2 separate regions of the Homo sapiens genome follow, and region 1 is linked to region 2. Evidence: chromatin loops called from intact Hi-C (ENCODE). Cell type or tissue: endothelial cell of umbilical vein. All regions are shown on one strand. Each heading gives the region's core, and the rest is flanking DNA. Links, peaks and the distances in the headings are about the cores only.

Region 1 (11,579 bases), core at 3,015-8,014, 88 kb after region 2:
TTAGCTTCTGGGTGGGAGCCACAGGACCATGGGAAAAATTTAGTTATCAGTCTCAGGTCCAGGTAAAGTCAGTCAGTCACAAAAAAGCAAAAATCTGAAAAACATCTCAAAAGACCAATCTTAGGTTCTACAATAGTGATGTTATCTATAGAGGCAATGGGGGAAGTCACAAATCTTGTGAATTCTGGCCACGTGACTCCTGAGCAGTAAGGGATTATAGAAAAGCAAGCTGGGAAACAATGGTTGGTTATTGTTTAACTATGCCTATATTTTAGCATAATTCAGGCATCTCTCATTAGCCTAATCTTGTGGCCTTTCATTACTCCTACAAAGGTGGTTTCAGTCCCTAAACAAGGAGGAAGTCAGTTTTAGGGAGGGACTATTATCATCCTTTCTTCAAAGTTAAACTATAAACTAAATTCTTCCCATGGCTAGCTTAGCCTATGCCCAGGAATGAACAAGGAGAGCCAGCCCTTGAGGCTAGCAGCAAGATTGAGTCAGCTATGCTGGATTTCTCTCACTGTCATAATCATTGCAAAGGTGGCTTCAAATAGATTTCAAAGACACTTTGGGTAGTATTGTGCTAGATAATATCAACCCTTTCTTTCAGTGTCAGTTAAGATATCACTTCCTCCCAGAGGTCTTCCTGACCACCCTTCCCCACCCCACATCTGAACTAGGTGGTCTCATAGAATCCTGTGTGTCCCCCTATCAGAACACGAATCAAACTGTGTTTGAAATGGGTCTGCCTTGCTGATTTGGGGGTGCTGCCATTGCCTCTAAGTGTGTCAACCTTTTGCAAACATTCAGGGCTCCAAAGTCAGTAGTCATCACAATCCCTTCTGTAAACCAGTTGGCCAAAGGAGGTAAGTCTGTATGTGAAGGAAGAAATGCTGTTTGTCATTAAATTTAAGATGTCTTAATACAAAAATTAGCTGGGCATGGTGGCGGATGCCTGTAATCCCAGCTACTCAGGAGGCTGAGGCAGGAAAATCGCTTGGACCCAGGAAGTGAAGGTTGCAGTGAGCCAAGACTGCACCATTGCACTCCAGCCTGGGCAACAAGAACGAAACTCAGTCTCAAAAAAAAAAAAAAAACCCAAAAAACCAAAAAAATCCCCCATGAATTGTAAAGTGCATCCCTAGTTCAGTAATGTGAAAATAACAATTTTAAGACATGGGTTTGGTGTGGTGGTTCAAGCCTATAATCTGAGCACTTTGGGAGGCCAAGGTGGGAGGATCCTTTGAGCCCAGGAGTTTGAGACCAGCCTGGGCAACATAGGGAGATCCTGCCTCTACAAAAAAATAATGAAAATAGCAACCAAACATAGTGATGTGAACCTATGGTCCCAACTACTTGGGAGGCTCAGTTGGGAGGATTACTTGAGCCTGGGAGTTCGAGGCTGCAGTGATTGTGCCACTGCACTCCAACCTGGGTGACAGAGTATTCCAGAGATGGTACAGTATGTGTGTCTTTGAATTGATAACATGTGGGTGTTAAAATCTCAATCATCTGTCTTTTGAGTAAAGTCTCAATTGTCTGTCGAAAGACGATTTTGTAGAAAAGGATAAAACATAAAGTAAAGTATATTTACATTTAAGATTATAAATACCTCTGCCAAAAGAGAGTATTTGTGGCTTCTTGTAATCCTTTGCAGATATTGTCACTAATCTCTCCTTCATTCCTCCAAATTATGTGTGTACTTGGTATTCTTATTTCCTCATCCCCATCTTATCCCTCAAGTAAGTAAAGCCCTGGATACCTGAGTTAGTTAGTTATCCAAGACTTTGCAGTGAGTGAGTCAGAGAGGAATGAAATTTCTGTTCTCCTTACCCCCAGGTAGCATTGCCTAGAGCCATGCTGGGAAGATCACTCTGTAAGACAAACCAGGAAACCTAATTAACAGGACAGGTCTGGTCCTGACTATACATTATTTTCATCTTCATATGGATGACTGATGAGGGGTGGCTATGACAGAGCTATCTGTATTGTCTGATCTGGGAAACTGTTTCTTTGAAAAGCTCATAAATTGACCTATTAAGACTATTATCTGTGTTCCAGAACTAAATAAAAGCCACAGCTGGAGACTCCAGTAATATGTAAACATGAATCTATATAAATTTGAATGTAAAATTGCCCAGAAATTTCTTGATGGACAAATTTTTATGTATGTTTTGCTTATCTATAACTGATCTCATAGCTTCCCTTGCTTACTGGGTATCATTATATAATAATTAGTGTGTTTATATGTGTTGAAGTATCTGCTAACTAGAATGATTTGGGATTTATCCAGCTTGATCCAAAAACAAATTTGGCCAGAGCTTTGATAATCCCTGCCTTCTAGGGATATCAATATATAAATAGTTCATATTAATATTTAGGAAGACAACAGACAAATGGCTGTTAAGAATGCCAAGACTTCCAGATAGACTAGTGATGCCAGAAATAACGAGTGGAATCTCAGGAGTGCAGAACATTTAGAAAATTATAGGTCTAGAAGATGTGTTATTTTCCTGATAGTAGAAAAACATGTTGCCGTAGAAACAATATTAAAGTGACCATTAGAGTCCCGAGCCTTCCCACAAACACTTGTGTAGCCTACGTTGAAGCTACCCTCTTATCCTGATAGTCCTAACCTGATTTCTGGCTGCTAGGACTCAGGGACTGGGAGGAGGAAGGAGGAGAAAGAAGGCGTTTGCCTTGCACCTTCTTTTCTTCATGTCTTTTTCTTCCTGGACCCCCCTCCAGGCAGCAGTGCTCACGAGCTGCTTTATCTAGACACTACCCAGGCTTGCTCCTTTTCCCCAAGGCCCCCAAGCATCTCAGTGACTTCCCTCCTTTTTGCCCAAATGAAACTCTTATTCCCTCTTGGCAACGGAAAGCAATCAGACTTAATTGATTGGCACCAATTTGTGTTTAACTGATTATTCCCTATATTCATCTATTCTCTAGGTCTGAATTTTAAAAAAATATTTTCCAAACTTTGTCCAATGGGTGGACTATAGGCAGGGAAACAGTAGTGAAAAATATTTAGTGTGTGTAGAAGGAGGATGATATTTAAACACATACTCATAAACACAACAAAGTATATGAGTTATGGTTTTCAGATGTCAAGCAACAGAAACAAATGCTAATTCAAATATAAAAGGCATGAACTTGATGGTTGTGGGGTGACTCACAGAATCAAAAGGAAAGTTGAACAATTAGGACAGACGGGAATCGTGAAGTTTGAGTGGAAGAGGAAGATGTGTTCTAAGCAGAACTGATGAGTGATATCTTACCAAATCAACTCCAACAGTCATTTTATCACTTGGCTAAACATTCAGATACCTGAATAGTCTCGCTTGGGTCAGAGACCTTCTGCTTAGCTGGGACTGGGCAAGGCACCTTGATTGATGGTCCCAACCAAGGGGAGAAGGTGGTTCACTAGGGTAAAACTAGGGTTCCATTCCTAGAAGAGTGGATAGACACTGGTTGGATGGCTCACTCTCTGCTAAGTGCTGTAGGTGCCAATCTCCTTGACCAGCTGTGCCTGGGATGGTGTCCGTGAGTTCAGTCTCCTACTCTCTACTTTTCACAGCTTCTACCCTTTTAGAACCCACAGCTGATCCAAATCAGTTCATACAACAGCTCTTACAAAACAGCAACACCGATAAAGTGCCTGGTTAGCTCGTCCTGCCCCCAGTCCCCACTGTACAGGTCCCTGGAAAGTCTGACTGCTTTGTGGGAGCTAAGGGCAATGGACTGGGTTGGTATCCAGGTTGCACTTTTTATTTTGGTCCTCTGGGCAGTGTTCCAGTTAAAATGAGAAAAACAGGATTAATTCTAGTGACGTTTCATCCCCTCATAGAAGTATGGAGTCCTTCCTTTGTGACTACCATGGATCTGGCCTCTTAGAATGTGGAAAAGCCCTTGCTTTGCCCAAGGTAGCCTTTCTAGCAGGTGGATCTCAGAATTACTGTATTAAAAAAAGTCTAATTAATGACCAACGGAAGGAACAGTGACACAGATTAATATTTAACCTGTTGGAAAGAGTAACTGTGTGTTTGGGGTTTAGTAACAGATCTGCAGCACAGGTTAACTCAGTCTCTGCCTCATCAGCACTCCTTAGGTCGCTCTGTTCCCTAGACCACAGTCTTTCCTTGACTTCATTCCCCACCCCTATTCCTCTATGAGGAACTCAGGAGGAAACATGGAAGCCAAGCCTCAAACTGAGACTCGCTAGCCAAAGGCAGAGCTGAGTTTAAGTTTAATATTTACTCAGCCAGGAAATACTCTAATTAAGCCTTGCTCTTTAAATCTTAAAGCTCCACCCTGGAAGGACAGAAATGAGCTCTCCCAAAGGGTTTCATCCTGGGGATGAGGAATCCTTTTTCCCCTACATCCAAATATTTCTGAGATGGGGTTAGGCAGGTCTTCTTTCCAAGTTCAAAAGGCATAACTAAGATTGTGGGTTGAATTTCCATGGGATACCCAGATGGCTTCCAGAAAAAGAGCTGGCTGTGTAGATCCCTAATTCCAGACAGCCAGAAAGGATTCACTGAATATCTGGAGCAAAAGGAGATTTTCAATGCAGGGAGGCAGTTTAGTATAAATATAGGAGCCGAAGTCAGATGTCCTGGGTCAAATCCTGGTCCCGCCACTATTTTCTGTGTGACCTTTGAGTGTGACTCATATCTCTAAGCCTTAGTTTCCTCATGGGGAAGTTGCAGTAACAGTATCTACCTCATTGGACTCTGGAGAGAATTAAACAAAATAGTCCATGTAAAGTGCTTAGTACATAATAAGTGCTTAAAGAATATCTGCTATAAGTTATTTGACCATTCATTCAAAAAAAATGACTTGTGCCTAAAATGTACCAAATAATGTGTAAGATAATGGTACATATAGAGATATAATGGTATGTATAAAACTCCTTTTTTCTGAAGAAGCTCACAGTTTAGTGGGGAAGCTAACATAGAAGTTATTCTTCTATGTTGTAATAATTGCGACAGAAAAGGTATATAAAAGTACTATTAACGTGCTTATTAGAGGAGAGAGAGTTCCTTCTATGAAGAATTTCAGGAAGGCTTCATGGTGACATTTAAGCTGTGTCTTTAAGAAAGTTTTAGAATTTTTCATGCCCAGAAAAGAGGATCAACTATTCCAGAAAGGAGGAACATCCTAAGCAGAAGCACAGCAATGAGAAAAATCTCAGTGTGTTTGGGAAGCAACAAAAAATTTGGCTGGAGTACCAGGGTGCAAGGTGGGTTTGGTAGGCAGTGGAGTTGGAAAGTCAAGGTTAAGGATGTCATGGGCCATGTTAAGATGTTTAGACTTTATTTTGCATGATCAGTGTTCCATTAAGGAAGATAATTTTACTGTGGCCATTATGGGAGTATTTACATCATGGGTATTGGCAAGCACTACAAACCTGGCCTTTTTATTCCACAGAGTTGGTTGTTAAACATTTACCAGCATACCACTGCATGTGCACACATGCGTGTAAATGTGCACGGACACACACAGACGTACACACACACACACACTGCCCCAGGATAGATTTCTTCAATTTTTAAAATACAGGTGGTGTCACCTTTACCGTATGTCTCAGCACAACATATCAAGGAAAACGCTGTCATGCATTGAAATATTGTAGTATGTGCATCATTCACAATTAGAGTTTCTTACCAAGATATTTATCTGTCTCCCTTTTGCAGTAAATAATGACATTACTAGACATACAGTACTTAGATTTCTCCCCAATCTCCCTTTAAGGAATTCCTTATTGTGAGGGGCCTCACCCAAATAAGAAACCTGTACCTACTTTCTTAGGTGTAGTGTTTTTTCCCTATTTTAAGACCACAGTTAAGAGCACTTCCGGCACAGAACCAGAAGTCTTGCCAATTTCCCAAGTCCTTGAAACAGTAATCACTCAGTAGCCAAGGATAAATTTACATTGGATGACTCTTTTGGCCTTTCTCACTAACAGAAATATATTTATTAATTCAGTGGCGTCACTGTAATATTATTTCCTTGCTTAGTACAATTAGGCCAAGTGTAAGCTTAAAATAGAATCAAATATTGAATACATACTGTTTTAAGGCTGATGTAATATCTTTCTTTTTGCAAGCTCCGATTGAACATGCATATTTAACAGACCAGCCATACGGTGTTGGTGGGGGTGGGGGCAGCCAATGCTTTAGACTTTTAATCTACTTAATGGGAGAAAGGTTAGACATAATTAAATATCTTTAAGCTTGAATCTTTCAGTGCAATAAGTAAATGAATTAAATCTATCCAGGGGATAAAATAGAAACATTTGTCAAGGTAGCAATTTGGAAAGCGTAAGTCTCCTTCTAGTCAAACTTAAAATGTCTTGGCATCTTGGCCAAATGCCTGAAAGATATGTATCAGCCTTAGCATATTCTTAATAATAGCACTCATAAAAAGAGAGCATGAAAAGATGAATTCCCTCTTCTTTGAGCCCCAGGATTTTCCTTTTTATGTTTTTGGTCTCCATATTATCCTATGAACTTGCTGGAAGAATGTTGGAGGTCCCAAAAGCAGCCACACCTTGAGTGGCAAAGGTGAGGCATTCAAACTCGGGCACCCTGAAGAATTTTCTACACCTGATAGATAGCTAAAATGCAGTATGGAGGACAGGCAAACATTGCTTTGAGAAGACTATATTTTCCTATAAGAAGAAAGTGCTTGGTTCCTGAAATGACTAGGTTTCCACTTGGGCAGTAGAGCAGAATTCCAGGAAGGTGCTCGCAAGCATGACATCCTGCTGCCTCAGATACTATCTAGAGCCACTGTCCCGAGATCCTGGTTCCAGCTCAATGTAGAATTCTCAGTGTTGGTGGAAGCTGACATCAGTCACTCCTCTCTGCTACTTTGCCTGAGAAGACTGTGGTCCAAACAGCTGCCTTTGCTAATGTAGCCTTGCATCCTGGCCCTACACTGTTCTGCCCTGCCTGTTGACTAGGAAATAATGCATCTACTTGCTAGCCAATAAAACAAACTAGGTACACAGGATTCCTTGCGGATAATTCCCTAAGATAGTACTATGTCTGCAGAGAGATCTGCACTGCTATGAGCAGTGATCAGAAGGCTAGAGGAAGGGAGGGAGTGATAGGGAAGAAGAGAGGGGGCTCAGTAACCAGGGCCCCACATAAAGGCAAATCACATGGTGTCATGTGAAAGTAGCAAGAATTTCCATTAGCTGCTCTGATGCCTCGCCTCTAATATCCCAGAGGTCCCCTGTAACCTAAAATTTTAATCTTGGCCATTTCTTTGCTTCTCAGAATTAGGAAATGGAGGACAGATGGTGACCAAGAGATCTTTCCCCACCTCCACTGCTTGCTCAAGCTCTTGGTCTCTCTCTCCTTCTCCCTCTCCCACACATGTACAAATGCACATACACATGACAGACCTACACTTGTGTGTGTGTGTGTGTGCGTGTGTGTATATATACACACACGCACACACATATATATATATATTTTTAGACTAAGTCTCGCTCTGTTGCCTAGGCTGGAGTGCAGTGGCGTGATCTTGGCTCACCACAACCTCTGCCTCCTGGGTTCAAGTGATTCTCCTGCCTCAGTCTCCTGAGTAGCTGGGACTACAGGCATGTACCACCATGCCCAACTAATTTTTGTATTTTTAGTAGAGATGGGGTTTCACTATGTTGGCCAGGCTGGTCTCGAACTCCTGACCTCATGATCTGCCTACCTCGTCCTCCCAAAGTGCTGGGATTACAGGCATGAGCCACCGCTCCCAGCTTGTGTATGTATTTGTATAAGTCCTGATATTAGAGTTTGTTTCTGATTATGTTTTGCATTTTAACAGATATTTTTCTGGATCTCTGCTTTAAGAACACTGTATTGTCCTTTCTAATGATGACCTATGTCTGTGATCTTTCATCTCCATGTTTATTTTGAGCCACTGTTTCTTGATGCTAAGTTTTTAACATTTTACATTTTCAATTCTATCAGTGTGCTCTACATAACAGAGCTTGTTTGGGCCAAATACCCATAAAGAGAGTGTTTGCTTAACAATACAGTAGATTCTGTGTTTCCCTATTGACTCACCTCAAGCCCTGGTGCATGGAATATCTTGGCCTCACGAGCTACCTGGTAACCATCAAAATCACCTTATTTGACTGGGGGTATGAGGAGTGGGGGAAGAAGAATATGGTATGTAAGCTGTGATGACCAAGCCAAGGCCTTCCCTGGGCTCAAACTATATAAGAGACAATTGTCCCAGAGGAAATGCAAGGGTATGCATTTACCATGAGGTCCAGAGGATGGAGAGGCAAGTTCCTGAGTGATGCAGGGGAGGGGCAGACAGAACTGCAGTTTGAAGGTGGTTACCCAACACCAGGGGTCTCCAGGTGGTTCCCCAGGTGGAAGCCAAAGGATGGCTGTTCCTTTCACCAGCTGGGGAGCCGAATGGCACTACTTTCTGCCCATTCCTGGATCAAGCGCTCCCTATGGCCAGTCCCCATGATGGCATTGTCTTTGAATCCCTGGACATCCTATTTCTGGAATGTCTGCCCAGTTTCCTATGGCCTTGAGCATTTTCTTCCCTGTGTTGTAGAGAGGTAACTCAACCCAGTCATCTATTGTACTTTTCCAGCATTGTCTGTGAAGTAACAGAGATGAAACTAAGAAATGTGTGTGGCTGACATGGTGCCAGAGGGTCTCCACAGCCATGCATGCCTTTGTCCAGACTAGTGGGCATTGCTAGGCCTGAGATACTCGTGAAGGTCCTTGTATTAGTCCATTCTTATGCTGCTGTAAGGACATAACCTGAGACTGGGTAATTTATAAAGGAAAGAGTTTTAATTGACTCGAAGTTCCACACAGCTGGGGAGGCCTCAGGAAACTTACAATCATGGTTGAAGAGGAAGCAAACATGTCCTTCTTCACAAGGCGGCAGGAGAGAGAAGAATGTGAGCCAAGTGAAGGGGGAAGCCCCTTATAAAACCATCAGACCGGCCAGGCGCGGTGGCTCATGCCTGTAATCCCAGCACTTTGGGAGGCCAAGGCGGGTGGATCACGAGGTCAGGAGATCGAGACAACCCTGGCTAACACAGTGAAACCCCATCTCTACTAAAAAAAAATACAGAAAATTAGCTGGGCGTGGTGGCGGGTGCTTGTATTCCCAGCTACTCGGGAGGCTGAGGCAGGAGAATGCCATGAATGCAGGAGGTGGAGCTTGCAGTGAGCCGAGATCACGCCACTGCACTCCAGCCTGGGCAACAGAGTGAGCCTCCGTCTCAAAAAAAAATAAATAAAACCATCAGATCTCGTGAGAACTTACTCATTATCATGAGAATAGCATGGGGGAAACTGTCACCATGATTCAATTACCTCCCACCAGGTCCCTCCCACCACATGTGGGGATTATGGGAACTACAAGATGAGATTTAAATGGGGACACAGCCAAACCATGTCAGTCCTCATGGATGGGATCCCCAAGAAACAAGCCAGGGATCTGAGCTGCTGAGAATTCAGACACAGGGATGAGCCCCCTCATCCTTGTTTTAACAAGCCCTGAGTTTGTTAAAAGTCTATGAGAAGCTGCTCATTTCCAACTGCAACTTTCACATATCCACTCATCCTTAAAAAAAGAGTAGATGAAACTCAAACTCAAAGAGCTGGGCTCTTTCATGCCAAAAGTTCCCCAAACCTGTGAAACCCTTCCATGCAGCTTTCTCCACTGGCAGGACTTTGCACTTGGAGGTGATGACCCTGAGCTTGCATCATTTGTGATTTCTATTTAAAGGCAAACCCCAGACAGAGAAATATTTGCCATAAATTGTTACAGCAACATGACATATGGCTTTTCTGCCACTAAGGTCACACTGCCATCGGCCTCTCACTTCCTCCTCAATTGCTTGTTCATTCCACAAGGTTTCCTCAATTTCAGCAATTCTTGTGGTGCAGATCTGCCTGCCCAGCCATTTATCACCAGTAATAACAAGGAGAGTTGTGATGTTTTACATCTCTACACAATGATCTGAGTCTTGGAAGGCTTCCCAAACCCCCTTGCCCCTCTGCCTGGCCAGGCAGGGCCTCTTTTCCTTTCTTAGTGTGACATATCAGCAGTTTAGATGCAGGGCTCTCCCGCTGGGTAGGAGCTTGTAGGTCACAGCGACATCCAACAGATTCATTAACATAGCAATCGCAGGAGAGAAAAGAAGCCCAGGCGATTCTGGTGAATGCTGAGCCTTGTTCTAAATTCTCATATAGAATCTCCATAGAACCAGGAAGGAGGGAGAGATCTGAGGCTCTGTTTTGCAAAAGAATTTCGGAGAGCCACCAGCTTGGAAATGAAGCTTATCAGGATGGAAAGAAAGCCACGCATTGCAAAGCCCTCCTGCAAACAAGCTCAGCTCTGGGGAGAAGGATATTAACTAAAATAACAGCACGTGGTAGTCAACAAGTTCCCTAGCTGTGCCTTCACTGAAGCAGGTGAAAGTATTTTAAAATGTTGAATGAAGTGGGGGGAGGGGAACCCAGATAAAGCCAAGAATTCCTTTACTCTCTGCCAGTGGTTCTGTGAATTATTCCGTTGGAATACTGTGCCTTCTCTCCAGCCCTGTGTTTCAGAATCAGGGGACCTTCCTGCAACCTACGGACATTTCCATAGATTTTGATGAACCTACCCTGGTGTCAGGGGTGGGCAGAAGGATGTGTTAATCAAAAACAAACTGAAAAAATGCATCTTTTGAGGAAGCAGGTCTGTGTGCCTTCATCCATCTGCATCTTGCCTGTGAGTGGCCTTCTAGACAGGCACCCATAGCTGGCTGACACAGTGGCCTATGAGTGTTTGCCTGTCAGGGATAACTCTGGGGTAGTCCACAGCCAACAGAAAGCCTCCACACTTAAGGAAGGTCTGAGCAGTGGGCCATCTTGAACTCATAACCACATTTAGGGAACAAAAGCTATGCATAGAGATTTAAGGAATTAAAAACTCAGAAAAAAAGAACAACAATGGGATTGAAATGAGAGGGGACTGCTTTTTGCTACTGTCAAAGGCATGTGAACCAGAGCAGCTCCATCTTGAATAGGAGCTGGGCAAAATGAGGCTGAGACCTACTGGGCTGAATTCCCAGACAGTTAAGACATTCTAAGTCACAGGATAAGACAGGAGGCAGCACAAGATACAGGTCATAAAGACCTTGCTGATAAAACAGGTTGCAGTAAAAAAGCTGGCTAAAACCCACCAAAACCAAGATGGCCACGAGAGTGACCTCTGGTGGTCCTCACTGCTACACTCCCACCATCACCATGACAGTTTACAAATGCCATGGCAACATCAAGAGGTTACCCTATATGGCCTAAAAAGGGGAGGCGTGAATAATCCACCCCTTGTTTAGCATAGCATCAAGAAATAACCATAAAAATAGGCGGCCTGGAGCGGTGGCTCACACCTATAATCCCAGCAGTTTGGGAGGTCGAGAAGGGGGGCGTTGATCATGAGGTCAACAGATCGAGACAATCCTGGCCAGCATGGTGAAACCCCATCTCTACTAAAAATACAAAAATTAGCCAGGTGTGGTGGCAGGTGGCCTGTAGTCCCAG
Region 2 (11,579 bases), core at 3,029-8,028:
GCTGGAGTGCAGTGGCATGATCTTCGCTCACTGCAACCTCTGCCTCCTGGGTTCAAGTGATTCTCCTGCCTCAGCCTCCCTAGTAGCTGGGCTTACAGTTGCCCACCACCATGCCTGGCTAATTTTTGTATTTTTAGTAGAAATGAGCTTTCACCATGTTGGCCAGGCTGGTCTCAAACTCTTGACCTCAAGTGATCCGCCTGCCTTGGCCTCCCAAAGTGCTGGGATTAGAGGCGTGAGCCACTGTGCCTGGCTTAAATTTATTTTAAAACTCTTCTTTCTTCAATAATAAATTAACCTTAGCTTACTGTAACTTTTTCACTTTATAAGCTTTTTAATGTTTTTAACTTCTTTTGGAATAACACTTAGCTTTAAACACAAAGGCATTATACAGCTATGCAAAAATATTTTCTTTATATCCTTATTCTATACATTTTTTTCATTAAATTTTATTATTATTATTTTTACTTTTAAACTTTTTTGTTAAAAACTAAGACAACTACACACACATTAGCCCGGGCTTAATCATCGGGGTCAGGATCATCAATATGTCATCAGGGGATAGGAATTTTCCAGCTCTATTCTAATCCTATGGCATCACCATCATACATGCAGTCTGTTGTTGCCTGATGTCACTGTGTGGCACATGACTGCAGGGGGTGTGGGAAGCCCATTTCTGAGTCAGTTAGAAGGCATATATATTTTCTTCCTTTGCCGTCACTTTACGTTTGTAATTCTGAGGCTCTCTACACGGTTCACTTGGGACTGTATGTTAAGGCTGCTGTTAACTATAAAACAGGTTAAACTGTATTTCAGAGTAGGCATAATTAATGAGGGTGTTATTTCAGGAACAATGATAGGGATTGTGAATAGTCAAGATTCATTCTAGAATGAGCAAGAAATTTGCTGGAAAAAAGAGGTGTAATGAAAAAGGAAGCTTCTTTCTATTTCTGATGAGGAGCTTGGTATGTCTGTAGTTTGATTTTGTAACAATTGTTTTCCCTGAAGTAATTTGGATGCTGCATTAGTCTGATTATTATGATTTCCTGTTTAGAACCCAGATACCTTCTCGATATGTCCCCAATAGCATATTTCTGGAAATGACTTCAACCAATTACATTAGCTCTCATTCCCTTGGTTTCTATGTGGTTGACCAGACAGGAATCAGGCTGCCTGAGTGTGCAATCCAGATAGCAAGAGGCAGTCGGTAGAGAGAGTGTGAAATTGCCCTGAGATACTGTGTGGTCTGCAGGCGGGTCCAAGTGAAGGAATGTGATGCAGCTGAGGCCTCGGGGGTGGGGCCGGGGGGCATATTTTTGATGTCTGAAATATCTTGACCAACTGGCCTTTCAGGGATAATTTTGATGACCATGTTTCATCTGGTGCCGAGTCTACTTCTGGTGCTTGACTCATGAAGGTATCAGTGATGACAAGGATAATGAAATTTATCTTCAAACCTACTCCCCTTAAATGTAGTAGATGTAAGCACTGGGACAAATCTGAAAAGAGTCTTCAGCATCTCCTTAAGGTTACTACTATTATGGATAATAGTGCTGTATCATTTACAAAACCATAGCCATATTGTGCAGCAGGTATTATTATTCCTGTTTTACAGATGTGTAAACTGAGGCACAGAGAGGTTCAGGGATATACTAATGTTGCCTACCGAGTGAGCAGTGGAGGTGGGATTTGACCCCAGTTGCCTGAATCCAAATCATCCCGTTCCCATCTTCTCCCCTAATGATGTCATGCCCCATGCTGCATCGGTGGAGGGGTTTTATGGGAGAGTGACAGGAGCCTTCAGCTCCTTCTGTGGTACCCCTTGCACTCTGTGAATCCACCAAGGGAGGAGAACACTCCAAGACTGCCCCAAAGGGGTATGTGCCCTCGCCTGCGCAGATGCTGGCTGTCAGAGGACTGAGGAATTTCCCCAGGGGGAGATTTTCCCAACCACTACATTAACCTGTTCAAAGATCCTGTCCAGCTCTGCAAGATTAGCTGAGATCTGAGGCATTTAGCATGGAAAGAACACATTCTTCTAAAGAGTCATTTCAGCCATTCTACCTATGCACATCTGAGTTTAAAAAAGGAGAGAAAGAGGGCAAACCTACTTCAAAGTGGCCTATTTGGCAGTTGACCATTGGAAGGCTAATGATAATGACAAAAACTGAAAACAGGAGGCACTCTCTTATGGTGTCTTGTCCTCTAGATATGCATAAGATATGCAAAGGCACTGTGGAACTCGATGAAACACTCAGCCTGCAAGAGTGCAGTGGGGAACAAAATACTCAGAAAGTAGAGACTGTTTTATTTATGGGATGGGGTCTCACTTTGTTCCCCAGGCTGGAGTGCAGCGGTGCAATCATAGCTCACTGTAGCCTTGAACTCCTGGGCTCAAGTGATTCTCCTACACCAGCCTCCTGAGTAGCTAGGACTACAGTGCATACCACCATGGCCACTAATTTTTTAATAAATATTTTGTAGAGACAGGGTCCTGCTCTATTGTCTAGACTGGCTTCAAACTCCTGGCCTCAAGCGATCCTCCTGCCTCAGCTTGGTTGCTGAGGCAACAGGGGCACGACACTGGTCTTGGCCAACATTTTAAACTTTATTTGGCAAAACCAATTCTTTTGCTACTTCCCTACTGCACTCAGGATGGGGACACAGGAGCTGGGAGAAATTTCACCAAGAAAGAAGTGGTTATGTACAGCACAGACAATAGGCTGGCAGGTTTCATTTCCCCCCAGTCCTATAAAAGAAAGCATGTAACTTGAAACCAGTTTAATGAAGTAACTCCAGGATTCCAGTAGCTGGTTACTCTGGGCCAGAAAGCCTGGAACCACCAAGATTCCTAAGGATGTGGTGGACAGGGGCTGGGCACCCACGAGGCTGCAGCAGCTGTCAGCCATTATCCCTAAAATAATGCTCTTCCAGGCCTGGGAGCACAGAGGCCTTTGAGAAGGTCAGTGAGTGCGGCTGCCAGTCACAGCTTCAGTGGCTTTGCACAGCTGGGCTCCATTCTGGAATCTGGAATCCTCAGTGCAAACTGTCAGGGCTACGTGTCTGTGCTGGGCCTGCTGAGAGGCAAAATGAGTCCTTTGGGATTTGAAATCTAGCAGTTTTGGATTAGGTGAGACTAAGAGTTCTCTGGATTTAGCTGAGTCCAAGGTGCTTATTTGTGGGCAAGAAGTTCTCCCTTCCAGTGAATGAAACCTGTGCAGTGCCCCTATCCTGCTCTTCCACAGGGGCACAAAAGGCTGCTGGCACAACATGCTGTTGGTGTGGGTGAGGTCGGGTAGTTTGGAGTCAGATCAGCCTGGTTTCAAATCCTGCTGTCCCTCCACTTCTGTGATCTCTGCAAATTACTTGTTTTGCACTATTGTTTCTTTCCTTCCTTCCTTTTGATCTCCGCAAATCACTTAACTTTTTTTTGAACTACTGTTTGGTTTAGTTTCCTTCCTTCCTTCCTTGCTCTCTCTCTCTCATTCTCTCGCTCTCGCTCTGTCTCTCTCTCTCTCGTCTCACTCTTCACCCAGGCTGGAGCGCAGTGGCATGATCTTGGTTCACTGCAACCTCCTCCTCCCAGGTTCAAGCGATTCTTATGCCTCAGCTGCCCCTCCAACACAACGGCTGGTTAATTTTTGTATTTCAGTAGAGACGGGGTTTGACCATGTTGGCCAGGCTGGTCTGGAAATCCCAACCTCAAGTGATCTGCCCGCCTCAGCCTCCCAAAGTGCTGGAATTACAGGCGTGAGCGACCGCACCCGGCTGATCAGGTTTATATTCTGTAAATGGGATGCCTTCTAATTATTTCTTGTAAACTGTGGAATGACTGAACTGATCTTAACATTTCAGTTAACCAACGCAACAAGTAATGCAGCTGTGTGATTTTGAGACAAGTTACTTAGCCCCTCTGTGCCTCAGTTTCCTTATCTGTTCATAAAACAAGTATATTAGACTAGAGATTATTTTCATTCCTAAATTTTGTGATGTTATAGGGCTGTTCCTGAGTGAAATTTCACAGAGGAAAGGATGTACCTCTCAATGGCTGCCATAGCTCATATTGTGGCTTTTATGTTTGAAAAGAGACTTTCATTTTGGAAGGTGGGCGTGGTGGTTGTGATGTCCTGCAGTTTGAAGGAACAAGGCTAACAATCAGAGGGCCTGAATTAGGTACTGGCTCCACTATTTAGTGGCCGGAAAACCTTACAGGCAGAATCATTCCCTGGAAATAAAGCTCCCCTGGATACTATCTGTTCTGTATGAGCATCTGTTCCTCTCCCATGAAATGGACATAACTGTCAGTACCTTATCTGTTGACTTCCCAAGGTGGAGTGAGAATCACATTAAATCATTTACTCAGTCAGCTTGCACTATGCAGAAGATTTTTGGCATTTTGGTGGTATAAACCATAGGTGTGCATATAGCTCAAAAGATTCTATGCTGTGATTCTAATGAACTCTCAAACTCTTTAGATCCCAATTTTACACTGGAGCAGTGACCGTGCTTCTTGGCTGATCTCTTGGCTCTCCCTCTCCTCCATGTCCTTCCTCTACCTTCTAAAGGACGAACTGTTCATGGCTTAATAGCAACCACAGTCTACAATTTATATTCCAGAACTTTTCTCGCTTGCTAAGAAATAACTTCCATTGTTTCTATAACAAGGGAAGTAAGCAAATGACTTGAGGGGCACAGAGGTGAGTTCTGAGTTAAGTATAGGCCTGCCAGGAGTTGGCTTTCCATGAGCAAAACCCAAATTTTCATTCAGATAGAGTATTAGCTCAGAAATCAGAACACCTACTGATCCTCAGTAGGCAACATGAATTAGGCATAAATAAATAAATAAATAGGCTGATTTATTGTTCCTTGACAATGTGGTTTAATTTTTAAATCAAAAGGAAATAATGACTATTTCAAACTAAATGTATGGACTCTTCCTGTTTTTTCCCTCTGATATAAAATTCCATAGGTCTTACTCATTCTTTTTTTTTGTTTAATTTAGCATCCAACCTTTATTTTTATTTTTTTGCTTTAGAACCTTTTTTTTCATGTATACTTTAAGTTTTAGGGTACATGTATACAGGTCTTACTCATTCTTATTGGTGATCCAATTTGAAGTACCAATAGATTAAATGATTTTCCTAAACTGGTGAGTGTCTCTCACAAAATCCATCAGAGCTGGGGCCTGATCCCTGGGCTCTGTTCCTAATGACCATCCTACATGTCTCTATAAATAGACCATTATCAAATGGTTTTTACCGAGCTTGGATTGGATGACAATCATGACTCTCAATTTTCCTTCCTTCCCTCTCATCTGATTTTAAATTATCTCTGACAGTCAGGATGTGATAAATCTACTGTGTTCAGAGTTCGGAGTTCTGAACACAATTTTCCAACATAAGGAAGGCTAGAAATACATATTTGAGACAAAACATGGAAATCCTACCAACTGCTGGTGAATTCCCTTTGAGTTTCTCTCTTCCCTTTCAGGAAATGTTCCTTGGGTCTCCTGTCCTTGTTAGCACCAGCTTCTCCGGTCTGGTTCCAAATCATCACCTTGGCAACATCACTTCCCACGGTCCACAAAGCTTTGGACAGCCAGTCTCTATTTTGCCTTTATCGCCTATATGTTGGCCAGTAGGGTAGAGAAGTCCATGACCTTGCTCATCCCAGCTTTGTTTTGTCCAAACTCTTTTGTGCAAAGAGGAAAACCAGGATTTTAAATCATGCACTGGGCTGTGCTGACACGGTGCCCAGCAAAATAAATCACAACCCCTTTATTTTAGAGCAGCTGGAAATGGACACTTTTAATGGACAGGGGAGTCTGGCCAAAACAGGACTGGGATGAGACAGGATCATCATTTTAGAATGCTGATTTTGCAGGGAGAATGTCACTTCTCTGTTTTTATACATCCTGAGTTTTCTTCCCTTATAGGCAGCTGCTGAGCTGAAGGTGTTTCTGCAGCAAGCGTCCCACTCTCATCTGCATGCTGACTACACAGACTGGGCAAAGTCTGTATCTTTCCAGTCTGTGTGCACACAGGCTAATTTGTCATTAGCTCTGCAAAAGTCATGAGAGGAGGTTTAATTTAATAAATTAAAATATAATCCCCAAACACAAGTTTATAACCAACACTTTCATGTGCATTGAGCAAGGCTTTTTCACTTAGTTGTAAAGGGGAAAAGAACTAACACTTACACTGAGGGCCCACTAAGTCTCACAACATTGTGAGACAGGTACTATTTTGTCCCAACACCTAGCTCCTCTGGGCATTGTGCCAAATGGTGGTGGTGACGATGGGTGTTGATACTGGCAAGCAGCAGGAAAGGGGTTTCAGAGACTGCTTGCCACTGAGTCATCCTGGGAGTCATCTCTGGATAAATGGGTATGACCAACAGCACTGTGATGGTCAAGGGTACCAGCATGACACCTGTATAACTCCATCAAATTATGTTGGACTCAATTTTGTGCCTACCTTGAGGGATAATGTTGATTCAATCACTCATATCTTGCAGTTACACTATGATTTTTTTTTTTTTTTTGAGACAGAATCTTGCTCTGTTGCCAGGCTGGAGTGCAGTGGCGCGATCACGGCTCAGTGCAACCTCCACCTCCTGGGTTCAAGGGATTCCCCTGCCTCAGCCTCCCGAGTAGCTGGGACTACAGGCGCACGCCAACATGCCTGGCTAATTTTTTGTGTTTTAGTAGAGATGGGGTTTCACCACGTTGGCCAGGATGGTCTCAATCTCCTGACCTGGTGATCCGCCCACCTCGGCCTCCTAAAGTGCTGAGATTACAGGTGTGAGCCATCACACCCGGCCAACACCATGATTTTTAAAATAAGACCAAGTTTCGATGTCTCTGAGGGTATCAGATGCATCAAAGGGGCTTGGACACTTGAGTATGGATGCACCCATGAAACCTGACTGTCCATTTTGTCTGGCTGATAACAGCTTAGGGGTGGGAGAAAAAAATCATCCTCTGCAGGAAAGATCTACACCCAAGAGGCAGCAAGGTATAGCAGTTATAAGCACAGATTTGGGGTATAGAATTTGGATTCAGATTGAGATTTATCATCCAAATTCTCTTACTTATTTCATGTGTGACATTAGGTGAGTTATTTAACCTCTTGATGCCTCACTTTCTTCAGCTATGAAATGGAGATGATATATATAGTGCTTATCTTCCATAGGAGTTACAAATATTAAATGAATTAATATATATAAAGCATTTAAAGCAGTGCCTGGGCAGCCAGTCTCTATTTTTCCTTTATTGGCTATATGTTAGCCAATAGGGTACAGAAGTCCATGACCCTACTCATTACAGCTTTGTTTTGTCCAAACTCTTATGCAAAGAGGATAACCAGGAGTTTAAATTATGTGCTGGGTTGTGCTGGCATAGTACCCAGCAAAATAAATCACAACTCCTTTATTTTAGAGCAGCTGGAAATGGACACCTTTAATGGACTGGGGAGTCCATTTAGCAATGTCAATATGTATTTGCTATTATTGTTGTTGTGACACTGGTATCAGTTTACTGGGGCTCCCATAACAAAGTACCACAGACTAGGTGGCTTAAATAATATAAATTTGTTTTTGCACAGTTTTGAAGACCAGGCATCCAAGATCAACGTGTCAATAGGGTTGGTTCCTTTAAAGGTCCACAAGAGAAGGATGTGTTCCAGGCCTTTCTCCTTGGCTTGAAGATGACCATCTTTCCCTGTCTTTTCATATCATCTTTCTTCTGCATGCCATCGGTGTCCAAATTTCCTCTTCTTATAAGGACACCAGTCATATTGGATTTGGGCTCACTCTTGAAGACCCTATCTTCAAAAAGGTCACATTTTGAGGTACTAAGGTTTAAGACCCCAATGTATGAATCTTTGGGGGACATAATTCTGCCTGTAATAGTGCCTAAGCAAGGCTTTTGGTGAAACTCACTTTCAGAGTAGATTTTGTTCTTACAGTGTTGCCTGTTTTTTCCTTTTTTGAGTAATCATTGTAAATTTTCTGCCTTTCTCATATTATCTCCTACTTTTAAACTATTTTAAAAAATCTAAATAAGTATCTTGGTCAAAGTTCTATAGATGCTGAGCTGGGTGTGGTTTTGGCATCTGTAGTCCCAGTTACTTGGGAGGCTGAGGTGGGAGGATCTCTTGAGCCCAGGAGTCCAAGAACAGCCTGGGCAACATAGTGAGAGCTTATCTCTTAAAAAGAAAACAAACATTCTATGGATGCTGAATAGAATGGATTCAATGGTATCTTCCCCAAAGGAAAAAATCCATGAAATGGATTTTTTTTTTTTTACCATTCAAATGGTAACCTAATACCTAAATTTAGGAGCAGTGTCATTTTAATACATTTAAACTTTTTTTGTTGGATCCAGCTTTATTATGTTATTATTGATAACAACCATAAGTAATCACTTTTTCAATGGATTTCTTAACTAATTCAGTTAAAAAATGCTATGTCACTCCAGTCACTAAATGTTGGTGGCCTGCATGATTCATTACCTGTGTTTGTGAGCAGGGACTGGTCAGGTCTGGCGAGTACTAGGAGAATTCACTTGGGGTTTGACTGGTCCACAGATTAGCCACTCAGGCTGTGTGTGTTAGGTAAGAGTTTTTGAGTGGCAAATATCAGAAATCAACTTCAGTTAGCTTAAGCAGAAAAAGGACTATATTGGGAGGATACTGGGAAATCTCACTGAATCCCAGGAATCACTAAAGTCCCAGGCCCCCAGGAGGCTGAGGACCAGGGTAGGAGTTTTGGGCGTTTATCGGGTCTCTTCCATTTGTCCCTCCAGCTCCACTCTCTTTCTTTCTCTCCTGCTCGGTGCTCCTATGGACTGTATTGATGGACGTTATGAACTGTAGCAATAGGCTCCTATGCGCTTTGACTTCTGGTTGTGTTTGGGCAGTGATGTATTTTGTCAGGAGATCAGAGGAAGAAAGGGGAGTGAGGCCAACAGTTCATCTCCTACCTTGGCTCCTACCTTGGGTAATGCCTTGGGCTAGTCAAGTCCCTTGGCCAGTAGTCACAGGTTGTCTGCAGATGGCCTTCTGGGCATGACTTTCTCCTTCCAAGCTCTAGTAACCACTCCTGTGTTTTATCCCTTTGGCCCTAGATGTGGTAACAGCTCTGCTTTTCCCACCCCCAGGGTACTGTACTATCCCTTGAGGTTTCTCTACACCTTGACTAGTTCTATGCTGGGCTATGTTGGAGCTTGAAGCAAAAGGAAGTATCAGTGATATGGTTTGGATCAGTGTCCCCACCCAAATCTCATGTTCAATTGTAATCCCAAGTGTTGGAGGTGGGGCCTGGTGGGAGGTGATTTGGTCATGGGGGCGGAGTTCTCATGAATGGGTTAGCACCGTCCCCTCACTGCCGTTCTCATGACAGTGAGTGGGTGAGTTATGAGATCTGGTTGTTTAAAAGTGTATAGCACCTCCCCTCTCTTTTCCTCCTGCACTCGTCCTGTGAAGTGCGTCGCTCTCCCTTCACCTTCCGCCATGACTGAAAGTTCCCTGAGGCCTCCCAAGAAGTTGAACAGAGGCCAGCCTCATGCTTCCTGTACAGCCCACAGAACTGTGAGCCAATTAAACCTCTTTTCTTTATAAATTATCGTCTCAAGTATTTCTTTATAGCAATGTGAGAATAGACAAGTACAATGAGTAATACTAATCCTTTGTTTAAAATGTTAATATTTTGTTCATCATAGATTTTTTTACAGTAATTTTGACTTTAAAAAATTATTACATTGAAATATTATTTATCTTGATTACTAAAATTTTTGGTGTCCCCTTAAAATTTTTTACCTTGCGGCAATTGCACACTCACTTTACTATAGTCCCAGACTGGCACTGCACTTTTGTAAATCATCCCTTTATAAAACCCTCCTGTCCTGTGAGCTATGATCACACCACTGCACTCCAGGCTTGGCAACAAAGCGAGACCTCACCTCTAAAAAAACTAAACAAAAACGCTCCTCTCTGAGCAAGCAATTTGTTTACTGATAGGACTCTGATAGATATAAATGTCTTCTCTCAAAAGCATAGATTGTAAATCATTGGCCCTTAGGCAATATTTTATCAAGAGACATAATTTATTTGGGCTGTACAGTTTTGAAATTTAGTTGATCACTTTTAAAAGTCAGAGACCTTCATATAAAAATCTAGATTTCTGGTTTCTCTTGAAAAAAGAAAAAATCAGACAACATGGCAACACAGATTCCTTTCCTGCATGGCAACAACTGGCAGGAGCTGAGTAGCAGCTTCTTTGGCCTAAGCATGTCTCTCCAAATGGACATAGTCCCCACCACTCCCTATTACCTCCCCACAACACTGAGACTTACTGTTAGTCAACATTTTTTTTTTAATCACAGTGGTGCTGTTTATTATTATTATTATTATTATTATGCCTGGCGTGCTTGCCTAGCTGACTCCTATAGGCTGCTGAGTTTGAGACACTTGCTCTAGTTCTTTGCTGTTATTAGGACTCCACTCCCAACCTCTGCAACTTCCAGCTCAAGTTCTACCTTCCCAGGATGATGAATCAGATTGGCTCAACTTGAGGCAGATATCCATTTCAGCACCAAGCAACAAACCCAGGGGCCAGGATCTTGTGTGAGCACCTGCTAGGGGCCCACCCTTGATAGTGGAGAGTGGGGATTCCAGAAGAGAGGAACTGTATCTGTAGGACATAGGAGAGGGACCTACCACACTGCAGTGCTGGCTCTTGAACCAAAGTGTAAAAGTGTATTTAATCTTGAATTGTTCAGAGTAAATACCAGATAATGTCCCATTCAGCAGATTCTGCAGATTAAATGCTTCCAAGTGCAAAAATGGTAAAAATGAATGCAATTTAAAATGTATTCTTTCTGTAAGCAACATCTGTAAGAAGGGAGTAGGGATGTATTCACAAGCCACAGTCTGGTCCTCGAAAAGTCCATGTAAGACAGATCTATTGTGGTCTAGTTTGAAGCTGATGGTCTAATATGGCTCTTGCACATCTGCCATACCCAGGCTAAAGATGGTCAGTGTGTGGACCCATGAATCTATCTCTTGCCTGGCTCATTGCGGACATTGCTAATATGCTGCAGAACTCCTTACTACTAAGCTTCAGGATCCTTCTCAACACAGTTTTCCAGGCCACCAGTACTGAGCAGGTGGCACATGAAATGAAACCCATTTGCCACCCCTGCCTGAGAGGCTTCTGGGGTGACTTATCATGGAGCTTCCTTGAGCTACTGGAGCCAGCATTTTATTGCATATGTGAAAATTGGGATGGAGACTGTTTTGCTGAGCAGATTAGAAGCAGCTCCCCCTCAAGTCCTCAAGATAACTCCCCCACTGTGATCTTGTTACAAACCCAAGGGGCCTGCTCTAAATCCTTTCCCCTGAGACGCCTCAATCGGACACAGGATGACTTCTTGTTTAGTTCTAAGGCAGGGAAGCGATCTCTTGGGCCAGAGTTGGGAAGGCATGCGAACAACCACAGGCCTCTGGAGTCAGATGGCCCCTAAGGGGACTTTTCAGAGGGTCCAGAAAGCAGTTATTCCTGAGTCCTGAGCAGGGGCC

The links. Hi-C counts contacts between places; a loop is a spot of excess contacts. Peaks named below come from ENCODE experiments on the same cell type or tissue, not always from the same donor. Only the 100,000 strongest peaks of a DNase experiment are listed, where the experiment ranks them.
Region 1: it touches region 2 in a loop (2.0-fold over the local background); 1 of 110 quality-filtered maps calls a loop at or near these places.

The regions. Positions count from the first base shown.
Region 1 is chr2:172,370,775-172,382,353 of GRCh38, forward strand. No RefSeq gene overlaps it. Among named protein-coding and RNA genes, the nearest start is that of ITGA6, 51 kb to the right of the region's middle. RefSeq lists a silencer at 5,807-6,101 and enhancers at 9,765-10,274, 10,275-10,786, 10,907-11,076. In endothelial cell of umbilical vein, for the core only: no CTCF peak of the experiment used is centred there; a DNase peak (open chromatin) is centred at 5,957.
Region 2 is chr2:172,282,489-172,294,067 of GRCh38, forward strand. The region is part of intron 2 of LOC107985960 (a long non-coding RNA gene); the gene reads left to right. Among named protein-coding and RNA genes, the nearest start is that of ITGA6, 140 kb to the right of the region's middle. In endothelial cell of umbilical vein, for the core only: no CTCF peak of the experiment used is centred there; DNase peaks (open chromatin) are centred at 5,363 and 6,143; H3K27ac peaks cover 3,425 bases.